2 separate regions of the Mus musculus genome follow, and region 2 is linked to region 1. A link is a loop called in an ENCODE intact Hi-C map of the cell type or tissue named here. Cell type or tissue: heart. All regions are shown on one strand. Each heading gives the region's core, and the rest is flanking DNA. Links, peaks and the distances in the headings are about the cores only. Region 1 holds the start of Tbc1d22a (TBC1 domain family, member 22a). Region 2 holds the start of Gramd4 (GRAM domain containing 4).

What was found. A loop is a pair of places that touch in the nucleus more often than their neighbours do. Peaks named below come from ENCODE experiments on the same cell type or tissue, not always from the same donor. Only the 100,000 strongest peaks of a DNase experiment are listed, where the experiment ranks them.
Region 2: it touches region 1 in a loop (2.6-fold over the local background); 8 of 42 quality-filtered maps call a loop at or near these places.

The regions. Positions count from the first base shown.
Region 1 is chr15:86,208,067-86,219,428 of GRCm38, reverse strand. It overlaps Tbc1d22a (TBC1 domain family, member 22a), which reads right to left and starts at 4,970. Exons shown (of 13, transcript NM_145476.2): 1 at 4,793-4,970. The coding sequence starts at 4,854. It overlaps Gm22818 (a small nuclear RNA gene), which reads left to right and starts at 6,772; the gene lies at 6,772-6,875. In heart, for the core only: no CTCF peak of the experiment used is centred there; DNase peaks (open chromatin) are centred at 2,588, 4,358, 5,018 and 7,028; H3K4me3 peaks cover 2,433 bases; H3K27ac peaks cover 1,869 bases.
Region 2 is chr15:86,053,121-86,064,482 of GRCm38, reverse strand. Gramd4 (GRAM domain containing 4) reads right to left here and starts at 5,721. Exons shown (of 19, transcript NM_001379572.1): 1 at 5,522-5,721. The coding sequence starts at 5,550. It overlaps Gm41375 (a long non-coding RNA gene), which reads left to right and starts at 5,867. Exons shown (of 3, transcript XR_875536.2): 1 at 5,867-6,091; 2 at 7,642-7,753; 3 at 10,752-10,916. In heart, for the core only: no CTCF peak of the experiment used is centred there; DNase peaks (open chromatin) are centred at 5,172, 5,912, 6,842, 8,062 and 4 weaker places; H3K4me3 peaks cover 2,288 bases; H3K27ac peaks cover 3,116 bases; H3K27me3 peaks cover 595 bases.

The DNA of each region.
Region 1 (11,362 bases), core at 1,486-9,485:
GTCCTCTGAAGGCTCTGACCCACTCAGGATGACAGAGTAACAGTCCCTATCTTACTCTGACCGCATAACCCTGTCCACTACCTCAGCTATAGCAACCTCGCTCCTTCCTCCTATCCTCACACGCCAGTCCTGTTTGAGGAGCAGAGCCTCTAGCACTTGCCATCCCTCTGCCAAGAACCCCCTTCCTCCAGCTACCTATAGGGCTTTCCCTCACTGCCTACAGATCTGTACTCAGAAGGCACTTGCTCAGTGCGAAATGCCCAGCCACTGTATCACCATGGGACCCTCCAGCTACATCTGGCTCTAACCTACCCACCCTCCTGCCGTGCAAAGATTTAATAGTGGTTACCACCTTCCAATAATCAGCTTTCCAAGGACAGAGCACAAATTCTAGTTGATTTTGTTCATGGCAAATAGCATGAATTAAATAAAAATTAACCGGATGAATAAATTATCAAGCTCTCAGGTAGTCCAAGAGATATCTATCTCTATCTCTATCTATCTATCTCTGTTTGTCTGTCTATCTATCTGTCTGAAAGAATGGAGCTAGGCTGTGGTAGATGGTTCTGTGAACTTGGCACAAGCTAGTTATCTAAAAGGAGGGAACTTCAACTAAGAAAATGCCTCCACGGGCAGGAGAGATGGCTCAGCGGTTAAGAGCACTGATTGCTCTTCTAGAGGTTCTGAGTTCAATTCCCAGCAACCACATGGTGGCTCACAATCATCTGTAATGGAATCCAGTGTCCTCTCCCAGTGTTTGAAGAGAGTGACAGTGTACTAACGTAAAATAAATAAATAAATCTTAGAAAGAAAGATAGAAAGAAGAGAAGAGAAGAGAAGAGAAGAGAAGAGAAGAGAAGAGAAGAGAGAAAAGTAAAGACCTCCATAAGATCTGGCTGTAGGGCATCTTCTTAATTAGTGATTAATTGGGGAAGGGCTCAGCCCATTGTGGGCAGTGTTACCCGAGCTGGTGGTCCTGGGTGTACAAGAAAACAGTCTGAATAAGCCATGAAGAACAAGTCAATAAGCAGCATTTCTCATGGCCTCTGCATCAGCTCCTACCTCCCAGTCCCTATCCTGTTTGAGTTCCTGTCCTGACTTCCTTCGATATGAACAGTGATAAACCCTTCCTCCCCAATTTATTTTTGGTCATGGTATTTGTCGCAGCAATAGAAACCCTCACTAAGACATAGGTCAAGCAAATCTTCCCTTGGCTGCCACAGCCACCTGACAGATACAGCAACCAAAGGCTCCAGGAATGGCAAAAATTGGAAGTATCACACAGATCACAGGATGAGATGGCTAAAACCCACTCAGATGGGTAGCCTCCTGCTAAAAGATATAGTCTTTCTATGTGTTGGCTCACCCAGAAAAGGAACTTCTAAAAAAATAAAAATAAAAAATAAAACAATTCTATTAAATACACATACAAAGACCAGAAGTGCACATAATAGAGGGATCTTAAGACCATCTCTTCACATAACTCTCCTAGCCCAATCTTTTTCTCACTCCAGGCTAATGTGAGAGATAGCTGGGACCAACCACCATTTCTCAGTCCTTCACAATGAAGCTGGGAGCAGTGTACTTCCTAGACAGGCAGAGCCTGTGGCCTAACTGAAGAAGCCAGTGCAGGAAGTCCACGCTGCAGTTGAGCCAGCAAGGCATTAAGGAAGCAGGCTGCAGGTGAAGTGTGAAGAGTAGAAAAACGTAAGCGAGGAGGGAAGGAACATTCAGTCAGCTGCACAGAGCGTGAAAATGCAGCTTCCCATGTATATGGAAAATACAGCATGGGATGTGGAAGACCCTAGAAGGCCACCAGCAATGCACAGTTCAAAAGAATGCATAGGAGTAGGGGCTAAAAAGCTGAGCAGTGGCCAGGTTACAAAGGTGTGAGACAGCACAAAGGAACATCTGTGTGTAACAAGCATCGCTGAGGGACAACCAAGGGCTTGCTCAGTGTTGCCTAGAGGACAAAGCCATATCTTGCAAATGGCCAACTCCTAGTAGACAACGTATCAGTGGAGCACTGAGAACAGTATATGGCAAACACCAGGTCCTTGATGGAACTCCGTCCATCATCTTCACTATCAAGGGACTGAGAAGATGTGCAAAACTCCCTTCACTGTCTGGAAGTCGGAGGTAAGACTCTGTGGGCACACACACACACACACACACACACACACACACGGCTTCCCTGGTTGAAGACAACAATCATGAAGCACACTTGAAGAGTGGGCAAGATGCTGAGAGCCTGGCCTAGATCTCTGCTAGCACGTTCCTATACAGGTGAAAACCCAGAATGTGGGCACTGAACAACTCAGGAAGGAATGGGGCACACCTCTGCACACTCTCCTTCAGGGAGACTTCCAGACTATCACCAAAACCAGAAACACTACCCCATGGGAGGGCTACAGGGCATTCGCGCAGCACAGAGGCTGCACAGGTCTCTCCCTGCCTCTCCCCTGTGCAGTCCTCAGCAGCATCCTCCAGCAGGTCACAGGACTCCTCATCAGTGCATGGGAGCTGCTCTCAAAAGTGCCTGATATGCAACCCAGCAAGAAAGCCGAGAGGAAAGAAGGCTGGCTTTGGTAATGTGGGGTCACACCAAAGAGACTGGGACTGTGTCAGTTTCCTGTGACATCCGTAGTAGCCTAAGGAGGTGGAAATGTTTCCCCTCCTTCGGTCGTGAAACCACAATATCAGCAGATTGTGCTGTCTGTGAGGGCCATTTCCCGCCACGTCCAGCTTCTGGTGGTTCCCGGCAATCCCAGTTTTGACTTGTAAACACATCATTGCAATCTCTGCTTCCATCTTTGCATGGTCATGCCCCCTACTTCTGTCTCTCCTCTGTATATGAAGTTCCATGTTCTTACGGGAACCAGAGACTGAATGAGGGCCTCCCCATTGCTCAGTAATGTCTACAGAGATCCTGCTTCCAAGCAAGGTCACGGTCACAGTCACAGTAAAATATTAGGAATGTTACTGTCTAGCCCAGTATGAAGACAAACTACCACACCAGGTATAGTGACTTGTATACTCGGGAGAATGAGGCAGGAGGGTCAGAAGCTCAGGGCCAGCCTGCACTATAAATGAGACCCTAGCTCAAAAAATAAAAAATAAAAAATGCACTATCAAGAGACAGTATTTAATGGAAAGGGTCAATGAATTCTACAACTCCATACAGCAACTCCATTATTTTTAAATCTCAGTTGACTCTTAACAATAAATTACAGCTCATACTTAAGAAGAACTGAGGCCGGGCAGTGGTGGTACCCGCCTTTAATCCCAGCACTTGGGAAGTGGGGGCAGGCTGATTTCTAAGTTCCAGGCTAGCCTGGTCTACAGAGTGAGTTCCAGGACAGGGTTTCTCTGTCTTGGAAAAGGAGGAGGAGGAGGAGGAGGAGGAGGAGGAGGAGGAGGAGGAGGAGGAAGAGGAGGAGGAGGAGGAGGAAGAGGAGGAGGAGAAGGAGAAGGAGAAGGAGAAGGAGAAGGAGAAGGAGAAGGAGAAGGAGAAGGAGGAGAAGAAGAAGAAGAAGAAGAAGGAGGAGGAGGAGGAGGAGGAGGAGGAGGAGGAGGAGGAGGAGGAAGAAGAAGAACTGAGTCTCGAGATGTGAAGGCAACAACAGAAGTCACACTGCCACATGCTTCTGTTTATCTGGCACTAGGCTCAACGTGTTTATCCCTGTCACAGTAGGACCTTCTACTCATCATAAACTATAATAATAGCTTTTATAAAAGTTCTTAACTATTCAAGCAAGCCCAGTCCAGGTCCTGTAAAAAATACAGTGTCTGGGTACCTCTGAGGACTTCCTCCATCTCCCAAGTCACTGTGGCCCAGCAGTCAGTAACCCGTGCCAAGCCCCAGCCACTTTGAAAAGCACATTTTGTGGTTGAATACAGTGGATATCCGAGTTTACAAATTTAACATTCACACAATGGTGTCTCTTAGGAAGCACAGGAAGACAGACCATTTTCCGAGCTCACGAATGGTTCTACTTAAGTTACCTCAATGTCAAAACCTTCAGGACTGGAGAGGTGGCTAATGTTAGAATCTTAAATTTCATATCTGAGACTTTGGCTAGAAAACAGAATAAACTATGTTTGAAATCTTGTGATGGAGTTTTCTGAAATACATTTCCGGGTACTGTCTCTTCACTCCCTAAGACCTAGAGAGGCATCAGGCCACATAACCAATCACAGAAGGACTTTGGAGCTCGATAGCTTCCAGACTGCACCCAGGTGTTTTTATTATTATTCTGTGTTTCCTGTTGCTGTCAAAAGACCGGTGTCCAGAGGCCAGAAGGTGGGACCACAGAAATTCACAAGGCGCTTCCACGCTCAAAGGAAAAGCATCAGCCCACATGTGACAGACGAAAACCCAAGTGCTCAAACCACTATGCACCCCGAAGAGACCGACCTCCCCTGCAGGCACTGCCTCTCCCTGGCCAGTTTCCTGACTCAACCAAACTCTCCAGGGCATGACCTGGGTCAGTTTCTTCCAGCTTCCCCAGGGAGTCATGGAGTTTCGCAGGAGAGAACCTGCCTGCCAGGCTCTGGAAGCACTTGGGGCAGCTCCTCGTCCTCCTTGCTCATTGGTACGGCCACTGTCACCTTTCATTTCCCACACGCCCACTGCCGACCCCGACTCCCCTAGCCCCTCACATAGCCCAACAGTCTCCTAGGAGCCAGGTTCTCCTCCCCAGACTCCTACGCCACCCGCACTGCAACGGGACAGCACGGCCACCTGACCTCTGACCCCTGACCCCGACCGGGTCCTCCCCGTCACACCCACCTGCCCGGGACCTTGCTGTTGCTGCGCTTCCAGAACTGCTTCCTGGCCCCGTCGCTGGCCATGGCCGCTCCTCATCCCTCAGATCCGCAACCCTGACACCCGAGAGCGGTCGGCCACACCTCCAGCGGCCCTCTCCTGTGCCCCGGCGGCCCCCTCAGAGACACCAGGACTCCGAAGCGTAGAGCCGAGAGGCGCTTCCGCCTCCGTCCGGAAGTTGTGACTCGGCGATTCCGGAAGTCCCGCCTTCGTTTCGGGCAGTGCTTGACGCCATGAGAAGGCGACGCTGGGATATGTGCGTGGCTGTAGCGCAGGGAGGAAAGCGGAGTCTGCGAGCTGCGTATGTTCTGGCGGCGCTGAGAGCGCTCGGGTCGAGCGGCACGGACTGAGGTCTCTGGATCCCGGCCTCTGATCCCCGGCCATGAACTCCGGAGCCGCGTGCGTCTGGGGTCCGAGTCGGTCTTATTTGCTCGCAGCCAACCAGCAAGTACCGAGAACCAGAAGGAGCACAGGCAGATCGGGACCCTGCTGCGGGCGGACAGGCGAGCGGGAGGATGGAGAGCTTCTCCCGCTGTAGTGTGGTCCAAGCCTCATCGCCAGGGCATTGACCCCGGATCAGTAAACACTGCACAGTGAGGTGAAGGAAGCGACTTCCACCGGAGCACATCTGAAGCGATGGCGGGGATCTGCCTGGGCTTCAGCTGAAAAACGAATAGGCACGGAGACACGAAGACTTCATCTTGCCGGCGCTTGCGTGCTTCCAAGACCGCAGTAAAGTGTGCTTAATTGTAAGATACATTCAAGATCCAAAAATCTTAATACGGAAATGTTAATTATAAGTTTACATTAAATGATACTTTATATATATTGGGTTCTGTAGAATATATTGTTATGTTTACTTTCACTTTTTGCTGTGTAGTGTAGCTACTTGAAATTACTTACGTGATTGGTGTAAAATTTCTATGATCTTAGACTCAAGGGTGAGAGGCTGGCATCTCAGGCCGGAGCTTTAGTGAAACACTGGTAATGCCAACTTGTGGCCTTTACTACTGAGAAACATATTCACGACAGCTGTCTCGTGCACTTTTTCTGCTTTTGATATGGTCTTCCTGTTTAACCCAGGCCCTGACTATATTCTCAAGACCCAGACTTCTAGACATATTGAAAGTGGTGTTGGGTTAGCACATGGTGGATGCAAGAAATCACACTAAAGAACCTTATATAGCTTAGCCCAGTTGTATGCCAGACTTATCCTCAGTACTCAGAGCAGGGTCAATGGCCTAGAGCCCTGTATCTCAACTTTGTTCCCATTCTTTAAGAGTAAAGCCTTCTGCAGCTCCTTTTAGACTGCAGCAGCTACCTGACTCCACTTTGACTCTGCAGAAAGGGGTGGCACCTGTTCCTCTTCATTTCCTGCACAGCCGGAGCCTTAGGAACTGAAATAGTACATCCCAAATGTTTGCTGTCTGGATGACAATACCGGGCTCTCTAGGAATCCCTTTTGACACAAGCATAGAAACTTCAGGAAATACCAGGGACAATGTCAACAGGTCCTAGGTGACCCCTTCAGGCACAACTTATGGAACATAGCCTTGGCTTCTCCTTGGAATCCTACTTCTAATAATCCTTAGAATTTGAGAGACCTAGCAAAACTAAGATTAATAATCATGTCCTAGCACTGCCTCGAGAGCTCTTTGAAATAAAACTTTAGTGGTACATAGCTATGGCCCAGCTTCTCAAGAGGGAGGCAGGAGAATGGAAATTAAAAATTGGGTGCTATGGGGCTGGTGAGATGGCTCAGTGGGTAAGAGCACCCGACTGCTCTTCTGAAGGTCCGAAGTTCAAATCCCAGCAACCACATGGTGGCTCACAACCACCCGTAATGAGATCTGATGCCCTCTTCTGGTGTGTCTGAAGACAGCTACAGTGTACTTACATATAATAAATAAATAAATCTAAAAAAAAAAAAAAAAAAAAATTGGGTGCTCACTTCAGTGGTATACCTACTAAAATTGGAATAATACAGAGATTAGCATGGTCCTTACAAAAGGATGACACACAAACCGGTAATATGTTCGTGTGTGTGTGTGTGTGTGTGTGTGTGTGTGTGTGTGTGTGTGTGTGTTAGGCAGCAGCCAGTAGTCAACCCTAGATGTCTATGTAGACATGGTGGGAAATGGCCCTCACAGACAGCACAATCTGCTGACATCTTGGTTTCAGGACCCAAAAAGGGGAAACATTTCCACCTCCTTAGGCTACTACGGATGTCACAGGAAACTGACACAGTCCCAGTCTCTTCGGTGTGACCCCACATTACCAAAGCCAGCCTTCTTTCCTCTCGGCTTTCTTGCTGGGTTGCATATCAGGCACTTTTGAGAGCAGCTCCCATGTTACAGAGCTGATGAGGAGTCCTGTGACCTGCTGGAGGATGCTGCTGAGGACTGCACAGGGGAGAGGCAGGGCGCTGATGAGAGCCTGTGCAGCCTCTGTGCTGCGTGCAAGTCCTGTAGCCCTCCCCCAGGGTAGTGTTTCTGGTTTTGGTGACAGTCTGGAAGTCTCCCTGAAGGAGAGTGTGCAGAGGTGTGCCCCATTCCTTCCTGAGTTGTTCAGTGTAGGTTTGTCTCACCTACAGCCCCAGATACTTGAGAGGCGGGATGGGAGGATCAGACCAGCCAGGAACACAGCCAGGCTCTGTCTTCCTCTCCACTCGGGCGAGAAGTTAGACACAGCAGTCGGACCACAGCCTCCCGTCTTTGATTCCTGTGGCTTACCAACTTACTTACCTCTTACTCTACCTGCTCTCATCAATTGCCTAGGCTTCTAGGGACTCTCCCTTTCTCTGCCCACCCAGCACGGACGTTCTAGGGCACACCAGGATTCTACATGATGCTAGGGATGCAAACCCAGGTCCATATGCTTATGCCACAGACAGACACTTTCTATGAGCCACCTCACCACCCCAGTGTATCATGTTTTTTAAATAAAACCTGAGCATCATTGGCATAGGTGTATAATCCCAGCCATCAGAGGCTGCAGATAAAAGATCCTCAAGTTTAAGATCAGCTTGGGGTTTATAAGGAGACCTCTGAAAAGAATTAAAATATGCATAGTAAAGGCTGGGGACTTAGTGGTAACAATGCTTACCTAGCATATGTGTGTGGTGCCAGGAGGTGGGGAAGTCTTAAAATCCTCCCCTAGTGGAGTTCTAGAAGGCCATAGGGGCCAGGCCTGGTGGCATAAGCCTTTAATACCAGCACTTGGGAGGCAGAGACAGGAGGATCTCAGTAAGTTTAAAACCAACCTGGTCTACATAGACCCTGACTCAAAAAAAAAAAAAAAAAAAAAGTAGGCTCCAGAGCTCGATTCCTAATCTCAGCCATAAGACCTCACCAAGGATAGGGTCCCAGTAGCCTCAAGAGTCTCCTTCAGGCAATATCAAAGCCAGTCCTCTCCAGCTTAGTCTGGTCTATGCAAAGATTGAAAAAGCAAGGAGCCAACAGGAGTAGGAGGAAGAGTAGAGCAGAAGAAAGAAAGAAAATGTTGTGTAAGAGCACAGAGAGAATCCACTGCAGAGACAGGCTAGGTGTGACAATGGTGCCCTAAATTCAGCCGTCCGCAGCCGCTGTAGGCTTTCCTGCATACTGACTTGGGGGCAAGGAGTGAAGCCAAGATTACATCTGTCTGCATCCCAAGGTTATGTCCGGTCTGTGTCGTCTCACTCAGACACTATACTAAAGAATGAGACAGACTGGTTGAAAGGCCAGGGGCAAACAACCCCCTAGTAATCGGGGCCAGCACTATCATGACTGACAGTCACCAAGACAAAGCCAAGGTAGGGAGTATTTAGAAATGGCTGTAGGAAGGGCAGAAATGGGATTCAAAAGGAGAATGTAGGAAGATAGGTTTAAAAGTTACAGCAGTGTGGGGTTGGGATTGGGACCTGTGCAAGAACCAGACTGGACAGAGTCCCAAATGCCTGAGGTAAGAAATCTGTTCAGATGGAACTGTTTGAGGAGGAAGACAGAGCCTGGCTGTGTTCCTCAGGCTACTCTGATCCTCCCACTCCCCCTCTCAAGTATATCAGACTCTAGGTGAGGCAAACAGTTGCTGCTCAGTAGCTGTAAGAGGTGCAGACAAGCAGATGAAAAGCAGGAGTACACTGCTTGACAAGGAAAAGACTGAAGACAACTGCAAAGGCCAAGACAGATGAAAATGTGGGTTTGTAAACAGACAAGCTTCCATGACCTGCAGGAGGGTCGTTCAAGTGCATTCGATAACTCCGACCCTTTAAAATTCTCTAGTAGATAAAGATACTGTGCAACTCAGCAATTTCCCTCAGGTTATACGCCCTGGAGCGGAGAACCCAGCTCTGCAAGGAAAAGAGTGTTCATTTCATTTTCCCTCCTAGTGGAGGTGGGGGTGGGAAGAAAAGCAATCAAAATGTCATCTGCAGAAGAATTGACAAACGAGTTTCCCCGCTAGAAAACTCTGGTAATAAAAAATAAATTCACTTTTACAGACATCAACATTAATTTCACACGGTTGAGAGAAAAGGCTATAATGGATGCATGTGGCACAATACCGTTTAGTAGTGCTCTGTTTTATTAATACCATTTTTTTTAAAGCATGAGAATGCTAAAAGCCAAATCCAGAGGAGTGTTTGCCCTCTGGGTGTTGAAACAATAATCAGAAAATTCATAGGTTTCCTTGTGCTGTCATGATAGTATCTTAAAGCAGACTATTGTCAGGTGCTTGTGACAGTCTGTGTGGTTTTTCCGCATCTATGATCTTTGCATGTACATTAGCGTGTGTCTAAGCTCCTGCTCTGCTCTGCACTGAGCTGCTGTGAACTCCGGGGTGAGGCAGATTATTCAAACAATGCAGTCAAGAAACGGCAGGGTTCACTGGGAGGCTGGAGGAATGAGGAGGGAGGTCGCACTGGGTCTCTTGTGACCAGGACTTGAGGCTGTGTAGGTGAGACAGCACAAAATGCAAGGAACATCATCGGTTAAGGAAAGAGATGAATCGAGAACCAGTGGGTAACACAGGTCTCAGTGTGATGGCTGGGAGGCCGAGCTGAATGGCCATCCCAGCGCTCCTTCCCACTCCCCAGCTTTGACGCTCACTCCTTCTTCCCTCTCTCCCTTTCTTCCCACTCCTGTGAAGTTCCTTGAGCCTTGAGGACAATAGACTAACTCAGACGTTTCCTTTAGGCCTGAGTACTCAATAGTCTGAGTTGTTCTGAGTCTCTGAATTGACTGTTGCCTACTGCAAAGAGAGGCGATAAACATCAATGTTTAAAAGGCAGTTTGATAACAGGCCCTTTTAGCAAGACAGCCGCAGTAGGTTTTTCCCTTAGGGCCTATGACCTCCCAGGCTATGGACTTTTGACCAGGCATGAATTCCCTCCTGTGTAACAGGCTTCAGATCTCATTTTTAAAGTGGCTGATTAGCCCACACCACTCTTGCACGACTTGCCTGGCAGATCGGGTACCATAGCATTCAGGGTCCACCTGTGGCAGAGCCTGGGATGTTCAGCACCGTTCCTCCTTAGCACTGACTGTCGTGTTCTCTGACCAAGAACTGCAAACAAGATCAGAAGCTCTGATTCACCCAAGGTCCCTCAGAGACGTAGCCACCTACATCTGCTCCACAGGAGCTGGCAAACTTTTGTGGCAGCTGCCCAGTAAGAAGATGGTTCTGTTTGGAAGTGAGATGTCCCTCACAGGCTGCTGTATGTAAATCCTTCATCCCCAGCTGCTGTTGGCTTTAGGGAAATGGGAAACCTTTAGGAAGTGGGGCCTCAGTCGGAGAAGCATATCACTGGGGGTACACTTTAAGAAATTAGCTTGGCCCAAGCTCTCTCTGCTTCCTAGCTGCCTATAAAATGTAATCAGACTGGGACCACTCCTACTGTACCCTCTCAAGTCACCAATCAAAATAAATCCTTCCTCCCTGAAATTACGTGTTCTTCTCACTACAAGAGCAAAGCGGGAAGCATGTGGTGAAGACTGGGTGTGTTAAATGTTTGTCGAGAATACAGTTGAATGTCGGGCGTGGTGGCACGCCTTTAATCCCAGCACTTGGGAGGCAGAGGCAGGTGGATTTCTGAGTTCGAGGCCAGCCTGGTCTACAGAGTGAGTTCCAGGACAGCCAGGGCTACACAGAGAAACCCTGTCTCGAAAAACCAAAAAAAAAAAAAAAAAAAAAAAACAGTTGAAATGAAAAAAATATGTGTGTGTGTATGTGTGTGTGTGTGTGTGTGTGTGTGTGTGTGTGTGTGTGTGTGTGTGTGTGTAGCATATCTGAAGAGGAGTTAATATACACAAACCTTGTAAGTAAGAAGATCAAAAATTCCATACAGAGGTCTGGAGAGATGACTCAGCTGTTAAGAGCACTGACTGCTCTTCCAGAGGTCCTGAGTTCAAATCCTAGCAACCACTTGGTGGCTCGCAACCATCTGTAATGGAATCCCTCTTCTGGTGTGTCTGAAGACAGCAACAGTGTACTCATATACATAAAATGAACATATTTTATACATATTTTTAATTCATATAGGAAATAGATACAATT
Region 2 (11,362 bases), core at 1,199-9,198, 150 kb after region 1:
CTACAGAACCATCCGTGGATGACCAGACTAGAGCTGGCCATCTGTGAACACAGTTCCCTTGTTATAGACACAGATCTCTACGCATGGAGGTGCTCATCAACAGATGCAGGTGCACAGGGGTCAGAATTCACACACACACTTCCTCTTCCTCCATTTGAGGGGGGTCTAGAAGCAACCAAACCCCAATAGCAACCAGCACTAGATCTGGGTTTCTTTGTTTGGTTTGGTTTGGTTTTTTTCGAGACAGGGTTTCTCTGTGTAGCCCTGGCTGTCCTGGAACTCACTCTGTAGACCAGGCTGGCCTCGAACTCAGAAATCCGCCTGCCTCTGCCTCCCGAGTGCTAGGATTAAAGGCGTGCGCCACCACCGCCCGGCTAGATCTGGGTTTCTGATGCTGTCTATAGAATGGGCAGACCCTAGGTTTGAACCTGGAATGTCCTATGGATCAAACAGGGAAGAGATTAGGATCTTGCAGGGATGTGGCATCTACAGGACCCAGGGTAGTAATAGCAAAAGAAGAGAGTAAGGAAAGCAGCCAGGTGGAATTGCACAATAAAGTATAAAGATATGAATCAACCCGAGTAGAAATCAATGATTAATAAGTCGCTACGTGAAAGAGAAGCAATTCCCCTATCCACACAAAATTCCAAATGATTTGGGTTCTTGGCCTATAGGAGAGTAGCACAGAGCCCCTTTCCCTTGGCCACCCTTCCCACATCCATCACCCCAGACTGATCATGACAAAACCATCTAAATCTAAATAGCAGATTCCCAAGCGATATGCAGGCTCCAACACAGCGCCCCACGGGCCACCACATTCCTCAAGGAGGCAACCAAAGTCTGAGACAGGGTCACAGTCAAGAGGAGCCTAAGGAAATACGACAACCAGACATATATGGGACCTGGATGGGGCCCTGGGACAGAAACAAAGGCATGAGGTAAAGATGAAGGAAACAGAGAACTTTTGCTGATAACCATGGATGGAAACAGAGATTGTCACCTAACCTGATGACCGGAGTTTCATCCCTAGGGACAGAGAACCCCATGGTAGAAGGAGAGCACTGACTCCCAGAAGTTGTTGTCTGGCATCCACACCTATGCTGTGGCACTTCGTACCCACACATACGAACACAAGTGAATGTAATCTACAACTTTTTAAACATATGCGTACTAGTGCACAAACAGTAACAGGTGAACCACACCAGCTTCAAATGTTAACGGTACAACAGAGCATTGATATGGGGGGTGGAGCAGGGTCAGGAAAGGGGATGGATGAACACCAGGCAGAACTACGTGTCCTGAAGAGGCAAATCCACAGATAGATTGTGGTGATGGCCTCAGCTGGGGAAAGAGGCAGTGGAGTGCCAGCTACCTGCTCCTTGCCTGGGTCTGGAAACACTCTCTAAGGCTCATGGTGATAGTTGACAAGATTATGAATGGGTTCGAAAGCAGTAAATTATCTCTGTAAGGGGTGGGTAGTGTGGCATGTGAATTATTCCTCAACAAAGCGGCTGAAAAAGAACAAATTCTCTCCTAGGCTCGCTCCCTCCCTGCGGCAGCTGTCAGAGAGCCTGGCCCCTCCTGGTTGCACAGCCTGGCTCAACTACAGAGGAACCCTAAAGCAAGGGTCTTTGCAGTATGACCTGCCAAATGGCCCAGAGAAGGCAGAGCACGGTGCCCAGTTGGTGCCACTGAGGATCACTAGAGGCTGCCAGACACAAGGGACATGGAGATAACTGGGTGTGGAGAGGCCCTCTGCATGGGAAGAGAGACAAACAGGAAAAAGGGACAAAGTCTTGTATCTTGGAGAAACCCCCAAACTTCTCTATATTAGAGGTACCCCTACCGTGGGAGGGAGCCCACCACAGAACCCACCATCAATAGTCACAAAAACAAACCATGAACGAGAACATCTCAGCAGAATGTCACCAGGTCCTCGGCGAGATACTGCCACACCTTTAAAAACCACATGGTCCTTTTAACTCAGCTTTACAGAAGGGTTATCATGGGGCCCTAGAGCTGCTGTGGCCACAAGTTCAAATCCTAGCTCTGCTATGGAACTAACTAACAAGCCCTTGAACCAGCTGTGGCCCTCTCTGTGCCTCAGTTTCTTTACCCAATGATCACAGCAAAAGTACGTGGGGTGAGAGGAGGCACTTGGCACTTGGCACAGTGTGCAGTACGTACATGGATTTCTCTTACTACTGATTTTTTTTTTTTAAGATAGGCTAACGCTTCCTGTCTTCCTGTCTAACCACAGGGGACTTTAATCACAGGCTTAAGTATAATCACAACCCTGGTTATAATTCAAACACCAAATAGTCTTAACAATAGCCTTTAGATGTCAAATGTTATTAGTGGTGACTTATAGCTGAAAGTCCCCTCCCAGGCCTTCAGTACTGGCCACACACAGACACCCCAGGAGAAAAGATCGATGTTTTCTACAATTAGGAAAACCCCTAAGTCACAGCAGGATTTTTTTTTCTTTATTCGGCATTTCTCCATCAGCCACAGGCTCTGACCTGGTACAGCTGCCCTGGGCCCACCCACCTGGGCTGGGCTAGGCCTCCTCCCTAATGCTGGCCCACACCTGGCTAAGGACTTTCGCCCCTTCTCTAACCACTATTTTCTAGTTCTGTCTAGAATGAAGAAAAGCTGGAAGCCACCAGGGAAAAGCCAAGGAGAATGCAGCCCCAAGGCCACTATGAATGGTACCAAAAAGTCCCCAGTCAGCTCACAGAGCTCACATTCCAAACCTTCCAGAGACCCTGTTTATGGTCAAACGGCCCTGGGGTGGAGGCCTCCCTGGAAATGGCCACCTGAGGCCGGGGAGAGAGGATCTGCCTCACGGCATTCACCTGTGACTCACTTTGCAAGGCTCCCATCTTATCTCTCTAGATTCAGGATTGCTGTTTCTCCACTCTTGACACACCACAGCAACTGTCCCAACAGCCACCTACCTACACAAGCGGGCTGCCGCCTTGCCCCGCACTGCCAGAGGGCCAGCCGCACCCTCGCAGTCCACCTAGCAGGGAAGAATGCAGAAGCTCAGAAAAGGTGGCCCAACCACACAAGCCAGTCACTGCATCTCCACTGACAGACAATTACCGCCACACACACTAAAGTGCTGCCATTATGATATACCAAGAAAGCCAAACACCAGAGCAGAGGGGCCAGGGCTGCTTAGAAGGAGAACCTACCTACCCAGCTCCCCAAAGAGGACGGCCCCCAAACACAGTCCTTGCCCCATCATGAGCACCCCAACCCTGTAAAGGCTCAGTAGATCCGGCTTCTAGAGAGAAGCCCTACCAGTGCATGAGGAACTGGATAGGGCTCCCATGTGTCCCCAGAGAAGGAAGGGACACCACAAAGCACATTAGCCAACAAGGATCCCACAGCAGAATACTAAGCCTTTGGTTCTCCAGACATGAATTCTGTCCAGATGTGGCATGGCTGGAGTTGCTATTTCTAAACAGCTGTAACTTCCTATGCCGTACAAGCACAGCCAAGTCTCAGAGCCTCCGGTGACACTGTTTCCATTGTGTGGAGCACTCGCTATTGTGAGGCAGAAATGTTGATTCAGGAAACAGGTCCGACTCTCCTCTTTCTAGGTGGTGAAGGTGAAGGTGAAGCCCAGAGAGAATGAGGACAGCGGAGGCCACGGCTGTTGGCACCGACGACTGCGCTGTCTGCTGGCGCCACTCCGGGGGAGCCACGATAATGGAGGGCACCAGGAGGTTTGGAGAGAGAGAGACCACTGGTTTTCCCTTAAGGAATACACCTCTGCAAAAACCTCTCTGCCTGCCTGGGGAGGAGGCACAGGATAAACAGGTGCCCAGGCTGGGTGGAAACAGACCTCAACTCTGAGACTATCTCGGGCAGTTTATAGGACATAAGTTCTAGCATGGACTCAGACAGACATCTCCGGAACCAACAGGGACAGCCATGTTCACCACCATCAGCCAGGATGGCAGAGGAAAGCAGGGAAATGATGGTCCACAAAGAATTCCATCCTGGGTATCCAACCTCCTAGATATCCTAGCCCGTACCCCTGGGAGTTCAGTAATCAGTACCACAGCAAAGGCAGGGGGCTCCAAGTCCACAAGCAGTTTGGGGAGGAGGGAGGAGCAGGCATGTTGACTGAGACTCCCAGCTGGGGTGTCCCAGAGAGCATCTTTATATTGTGGCTTCATCCTAGCACGGGTCAGGGATACTAAATAAAGCACTCTGACTGGACTGGGCTGTGTATCCCCAAATGGGCCTGGGAACAGGTTGGGCAGAATGAGAGAAGATTCTTCCGATCTCTGCAGGGCCACTAAGCCACCTGAGAGGCACAGGGTGGATGGCCTTGCCTGACTCCTCACCTAGAGTGTGTCTGGCTGCCGTGGAACCCACACCATCTTGTTAACTCTTATCTTGTCATTAGTCACCCACTGATAAGGAAACTGAGGCAGGGCTGGTTTTGTGACAGTGCCTTGCCCGATCTCACAGAACAGGTATCCGAGATAAACTAACTTCCAACTGTCCTTTATTTCAAACCCTACAGAGCCTGGACCATGACCCCTCCTTCTGAACCTGGCCCTAAAGCAAGCTCCTACCTGGCTGGGGTTCAGCGAAATTGAGGATTGGGGGGGGGAGTGCGTTAAGACTCAGCACCTTTAATTTTGTCCCTAATCTACACAAGGCAAGGCAGGAAGGGAACCCACTCTGAACAAGGTCCCCCCAAACTGAATCTCTCTTATCTCTGAAAATGGGAAGTTCCAAAGAGTACAAGGTTCTGCCTCTGGCCCTAGAAGCCTGCTTCTTACCCTGGCCACGGGTAGGAAGGCCACAGGGGAACCAACATCCAGACTAGTCAGTCCCTCTCCACCCTTCAGAGGTGCTGGTCCCGCTCTGGACAGATGAAGTCTTAGGTTAGGGACTGCCACACAGCACCCCACCTTAACGGTTGTATAAACACATAGGCCTAAGCTCCAGCCCAGGTGCCAACTGTCCCCAGAATCCCATAGGCTAATTCCAAATGAAAGGAAAAGATATAACAGAGAGCAGGGTGTGGAAAGGGAGCAAGCGTCCACAACTTTTCCCCGGGTCATCTGTTGGGCCACACCGGCCTGGACAGCCCTCCTCCTTTTCAGTCCTCCCCCACCACCAAGAGAGTGGGTCAGTAGGACGACATTTGCTGTGCCCTCATCCTGACCCCCCCGCTAGCGGCCTAGGCATGGTGACCCATCTAATGACTCCCCCACATCATAGTTTGGGCCCTGCGTCCCATCGACGTCTGCCTCTCGCCCACCAGGACCCTGACCCGCACAGCGCCCGTGGTACGCGCGAGGGGCGGCCGTGACGCGCGCCCCGGGAGCGTGTGTGCGGGGGCGCGCCCGCGCTGCTCCCCGAAGGGAGGGTCGCTGCTGTGGGCCACCGAGTGAGAGTGTGGGCACACGGGGTCGCGGCCCGGCAGCTAGGACAGAGCGTGGCCAGCGTCGCCCAGGTCCGTGTGGGAGTCCGCGTGCGCGCCGCTTACCCTGCGGGATGATCGGGGCCAACTCTCATCCACCCGCCGCCGCGGCGCCCCCCTGGCCGGCCACCCGGCCGCGCTGCACCTGCCGCCCTCCCGGGAGCCCAGCGGCGCCGGGGAGCGGGGACTACGCGGCCCCGCGGGTGCCGGCCACGAGCGCGGAGGCGGCGCCGCGTCGCGCGCTCACGTCCTGCTGCGCGGAGTCTGCGCGCCCCCCGACCGGGCCTGCGCAAGCCGCCGCCCCGCTCCGCCCCCTCGCCTCCCCGCCCTCCCTGCCCGGTGTGTGCGCGCGCGCGCGCCCGATCACGCGGCGCCGCCTTTGTTTGGGTGACCCACGTGGGTCCTCGCCGCGCGTGCCCACGCGCACGCGTGGCCGCCTGCCAGTCGCAGCCACGGGCACAACCGAGCACAAGGATACACTCCACTGTCACCTCTCTCCCGGCGAACTGGCTTGACGGTTACTGCCAAATGGAGACCCGCGCTTGGTGTAGAAATACTTGTCCTGGCACCGCCAGGCTGGACTCAGAGCACAGCTCCACACTGGGAAAAGGACATGGAACCTCCACCTGGAGGGCAGTGAGCAACTCCTCCCTTCTCTCCCACTCAGTACCTAACCAGGAATGCCACATACCTTTAAATGTCACCGTAGCGATAGGAAGCCTACTTTAGCTCTAGTACTATCTTAAAGGAAAAGAGATCCTCCAGGAGTCACTTCCCCCGTTTTGACTCGCCTTTCAAAAACCAGGGTTGACAAGGACCCAGAAAGATAACTAATGAACCTGGTAAAAGACCACACCCTCCAGAACCCCAGGCCCTAGCCTGGTTGGAGGACTGACCTGCAGCACCGTATGGGGTCTGACCTAGGAGGTCCACTGTAGGGTACGAGGGTGACTGTAGCAAACTCAGCATCAGCAAGTGGAGACAGCACATTAGACCTGTGACCACATGACCCGCTTGCACTGCGGGGCTTTGACGACCTCACCTCCAACCCTCTCAATCCAGAACTGTCCCCCACCTTATTATGTCTCAAGCACCCCAGGAGATTTGAGGAATGCTGAAGGACTCTGAAGCTTTCTGGGGGGTGGGGTGGGTGGGGGCAGGATTCAGGCCCCCTTTTGTCCTCCAGCATTGCCTACCTTCCAGACAGGCCTTTGTCCCAGGGTCTGGGGCTGGCATCCAGAGAGGCTCCTGTAGGTGAGCTCTCTCTCTCTCTGAATGCAGAGTGAGAAGCAATGCCCATGTGTAGCACAACATGAGGTCTGTCCAATGGCTCTTGGCTGGCAGTGTGAGATGCCAGGCTAAGCTGCCTGCAGGGCTTGGTCTTGGCAAGATGAGAGCTACTTTGGGCAGGAACCTCCTCTGAGTCACCTTTGTGCGGCATCCCAGCCCAATGCCACACCAATCTCGCTGGTTCCTCCTACCCCTGGCTTTCCCTGCTTCCTCTCTGTCCTACAGCAAAACCGGACTCTGGTCGTCGCCCCACCCCCACCGCCCCCTGCAAGCACAAGTGCTACTTTCCTGCCTCCAGGATTGCCTAGACCATATCCTCCCTGGGGCGCGGAGGAGGGGGGAGCCTCTCCACTCTGGCCCTACCCAACCTTCCAAGCTAACTCCAAAGTTTCAGCTCCACAAAGCCTCCCTTGACCAGTCGCCCAGTTAGAAAATGTTTCTAGCTTCCCAGGAAGCCAGAGTTCTCGGGAGTCATTCCCCACCCTTCTCCTGTGAACTCAGCTGGGCAGCTTCTACCAGGAGAGGTTCGATGCATTCATGTAGGGATCCCTCCCTGCTGAAGTTAAAGTGTGTCTCCAGAGTCCCTGCATTGCAAGCTTAATCCCCAGTACACCCATGTGGCACGTGATTACTTTGAAGGGCTCTGCCCTCAGAAAGGCTTTATGATCTGAGCTGGCTTTATAGAGTAGGCTCTCGATGGAAGGTGGGTTGGTTTGAATGAGAAATGGCCCCCATAGGCTCATATTTTGAATGCTTGGTTCCCCAGATGGTGACATTGTTTGGGAAGGATTAGAAGGTGTGGCCTTGCTAGAGGAGGTGTGTTTCTGGTGTGCTTGAGGTTCCACAAACCCATATTCCTGGTTAACTTTCTCCCTGCCTCATGTCTGTGTCTCAAGGTATAAGCTCCCAGCGACCGCTCCAGCACCATGCCTGCCTGTCTGCTACCATGTTGCCTGCCGTGATAGTTAACGGACTAACCCATGGGAGTCCCAGATTAGACACTTGTCTGTAAGTCACCTTGGTCATAATGTCTCATCAAAGCAATAGAAAAGTAAGTCCCTGACATGCACTCATGAGGATGGCATGACAGGCAGGTCCTCACTATCACACAGGACATCCTGAAGCCAGCCAGCACAGCTGCAGAAGGGCTCTATGCGAGGTGTTACAGGAAGCCCTGCCCCTCACGTCCAGTCACTCTCTCTGGCTTCCTGTTCCTCTGTAGACAGGCCCTGCCCTCAGCTCCTGACCCCAGGGGAGAATCCTCTCTGGCCTTATTCCTGTAGCATATCTCCATCTCTGCTGTTTCCGGTTCAGCCTGCATGTGTTAATGGTGATGGGAAGGGAGCCTGGGAGATGCTGGGGCTTCTGGTCAAGCTGAGCCACCAGAGGCCATAGCATCACCGCATCAGGAAGACAACCAGCAGATACACGCAACAGCCAGAGCCTGGCATAACCCAGAGGGTGCCCAGGAATGTTCTTTGCATGAGTATCCAGGATGAGCCCCACAATGGAGCCAGACTTCTCTAATCCCTCCCCTCCTGCTCACAAGCATTCACTGGGTACCCATTCCCAGGCACTGCCTGGTGGAGAATGAAACTGGTCAATAAGTACATTCTAGAAGACAGACTTGGACAGACACTACCCCTAGGAGAACTTGGGGTTACCATGACCACCACCTACTCAGAGGCTCCTCACAACCATGGCCCCTCATTAACTGATAAAGGCTATTGTGGTCCCGACTGTGTCTCACAAATCTGAATATTTGAAGTCCTAATATACCAGACCTCGGAACAGGACTGCATTTGAAGACAGGGTCTTTACAGAGGCCAGAAAAGCCAATGGGGCCACATGAGCTACCTCCAGTCTAGTTTGTGTGGTTCTTGCGTGGGGAGGAAGTATTTGAGACAGGGTTCCTCTGTGTAGCCCTGTCTGTCCTGGAACTCAATCTGTAGACCAGACTGACCTCGAACTAGGAGATCCACCTGCCTCTGCCTCCCAAGTGTTGGGATCAAAGGCGTGTGTCAGTCACCGTTGCCCAGCTATCTGGCTGGTTCTTACCAAAAGACAATCAGGACACAGACTGAAAGGGATGACCATGTGGAGACAGAGAAGGCAGAGACTCACTCCACACCCTGGTGAAAAGGAACTGACCTTGTACAGTAAGGAAATCTCTCTTCCACCCGCTGTCCTAAAAGCCACCTGATATGAAAGGCCACGCACACACTGCGATCCACTGACCCCACCTTCTCTGCTCAAAGTGAGCTAGATACAGAGGGATATCTATCAAAGGCCAGAGCCAGACCAGTAGGTGCTTCTGAGCCCCTGGGCCTCACTGGAATCTATAGGAAGGTAGCTAGAACCTGTTAACACTCTGAGGCCAGCTGGACCCTCTTGGTCCCCAAAGCCTCATGTCAGAGACCTGAGGAACATTGGGTGTCCACTGTCTTCTGATTTCCACAGCAGAAGAGAAGAGTGTCAGAGGAGAGGGGAGGGGAGGGGAGGGGAGGGGAGGGGAAAGGAGAGGAGAGGAGAGGAGAGGAGAGGAGAGGAGAGGAGAGGAGAGGAGAGGAGAGGAGAGGAGAGGAGAGGAGAGGAGAGGGACTCACTATTACGGGACTCCCCTGGGACAGGCAGGACCTCCCTGGGACAGGAAGTTAATCAGACAAGCCTGGCTTATTCCACTGATCTTGATGTGACATGGCTCACACAAACTTTGGACGCCCGAGAACAGTGGTTCTCAACCTTCCTAATGCTGCAACCCTCATGTTGTGGTGACCTCCCCTCCCCAAACCATAAGCTTATTCTGTTGCTATGTCATAACTATAATTTTGCTAGTGTTATGAATCATAATGCAAATATCTGATAGGCAGGATATCTGATATGTGACACCCCCTCCCCAAAGGGGTTGTGACCCACAGGTTGAGAAATCTTGTCCTGGAGCCTTAATTTCCATGACTGTAAGGTGCAGGAACGAGCTGCTCTCTGTAACCAGACAGCAGCTGGGACTGGGTCTCAGCCCCTAGTCTCTTCCCACTGAAGAGGCAAGCAGCAGCAGCGGCCTGTGGGAGATCAGGACTCAGAGTCTGCAAGGTGGAGTTGAGAAGGCTGAGCAGCGAGGGCTGTATAGTCTGATGGCGGCAGGCAGATAAATGTGTGTCTGCGCACAATGCCTGTTCCTCTCCCCATTCTAGGCACTCCCTGAGTGGGGGCCCAGTAAATGGTCAGATGTCATCTAGAAACCCAATTCACATATTTTCTTGCCCTGAAGTAATGTACTCTGAAGTCAGAGGCCCCACCAGTGTAACAGCTGTTTTTCAGGGGAAACCCCAACCCTGATGTGTTAGGTACACTCTGTTCTAGGTTGTTCCCATGACAGCATCACAAGGCATCTTGGAAGGAACATGGGTGTGATAGGACCTGACACGTGGAAGGCTCTACTCCAGCATCTCCAACTCTGGCTGTGACCCTTGGAGGGTCTACTCCTGCAATAGAGGGTCTTCTGTACAGCTTTGTCAGGTCTTGTGGGGTGGCAGAAAGCAGGCTCTGAGCTGCCTGCCTGGCATGGGAGCTGTGGGTAGTGAGCCAGTGCTCAGGAGGGAGATGAGGGAGCTAGGGATGGTAAACTGCAAATCCCTCTTAACAAGTTAGGGCTTTAGAGCTGGCAGGTGCTCCACCTTGTGGCTGCAGGTGGTATCACATCACAGAAGACAGAAGTCGCACTCATGGATGGATGGCCTATTGGGGTCCACCCCTTACCCCTCTCCCTACCCAGCAGCCTGCCAAACACAGGCACAACTTGGGACCACATAGCAGAGTCTTTCTTTTTTGTACCTCTGACTGTGTCCACTTTGGGACAGATTGCTGGCCCTGATCTAGTTTGGGCTCTGAGTTTCACCTGCTTGGTGACCTTGGCCAGTCCCTGAAAGGTCTCAAAGCCTTTGTTTCTTTACTTTGAAGGATGATGGCTGCCTCCTTACTTTTTCCCTACCCCTTGCTCCCTCTACAGCTGTTCACAGAGGTCCATGGCCAGCAGATCTGACCCATGAAGACCTTCTGGGGATGAAAGACCCACATGTGAACCATTTATGACATGCTCACTAGGGCCAGAGGACTGGAGGGGAGGCCTGTCCTGGTGTGAGCCTTTGATTTTAAAACCTAAGAAGGCATCTGAGGAGGTTAGACCATGGAGGGGGTGACAATCTTCAGGATCTTTAGGTTCTGGGACAGGTGCAAGTCAACACTGGACTTAGAAAGCTGAGGGCATATGTAGGCCAGTGTATGAGCAGGTGGGGAGATGAGGACACCAGGACAGTACAGGGGAGGTGAGGGGCTGGAGCAATGAGTAAATGCAGGGGGTGAGGGGCTGGGGCAATGAGTAAATGCAGGCGTGAGGGAATGGGGCAATGAGTAAATGCAGGGGTGAGGGAATGGGGCAATGAGTAAATGCAGGGGTGAGGGGATAGAGCAATGAGTAAATGCAGGGGTGAGGGGCTGGGGCAATGAGTAAATGCAGAGGTGAGGGAATGGGGCAATGAGTAAATGCAGGGGTGAGAGGATGGGGCAATGATTAAATTCAGGGGTGAGGGGATGGGGCAATGAGTAAATTCAGGGGTGAGG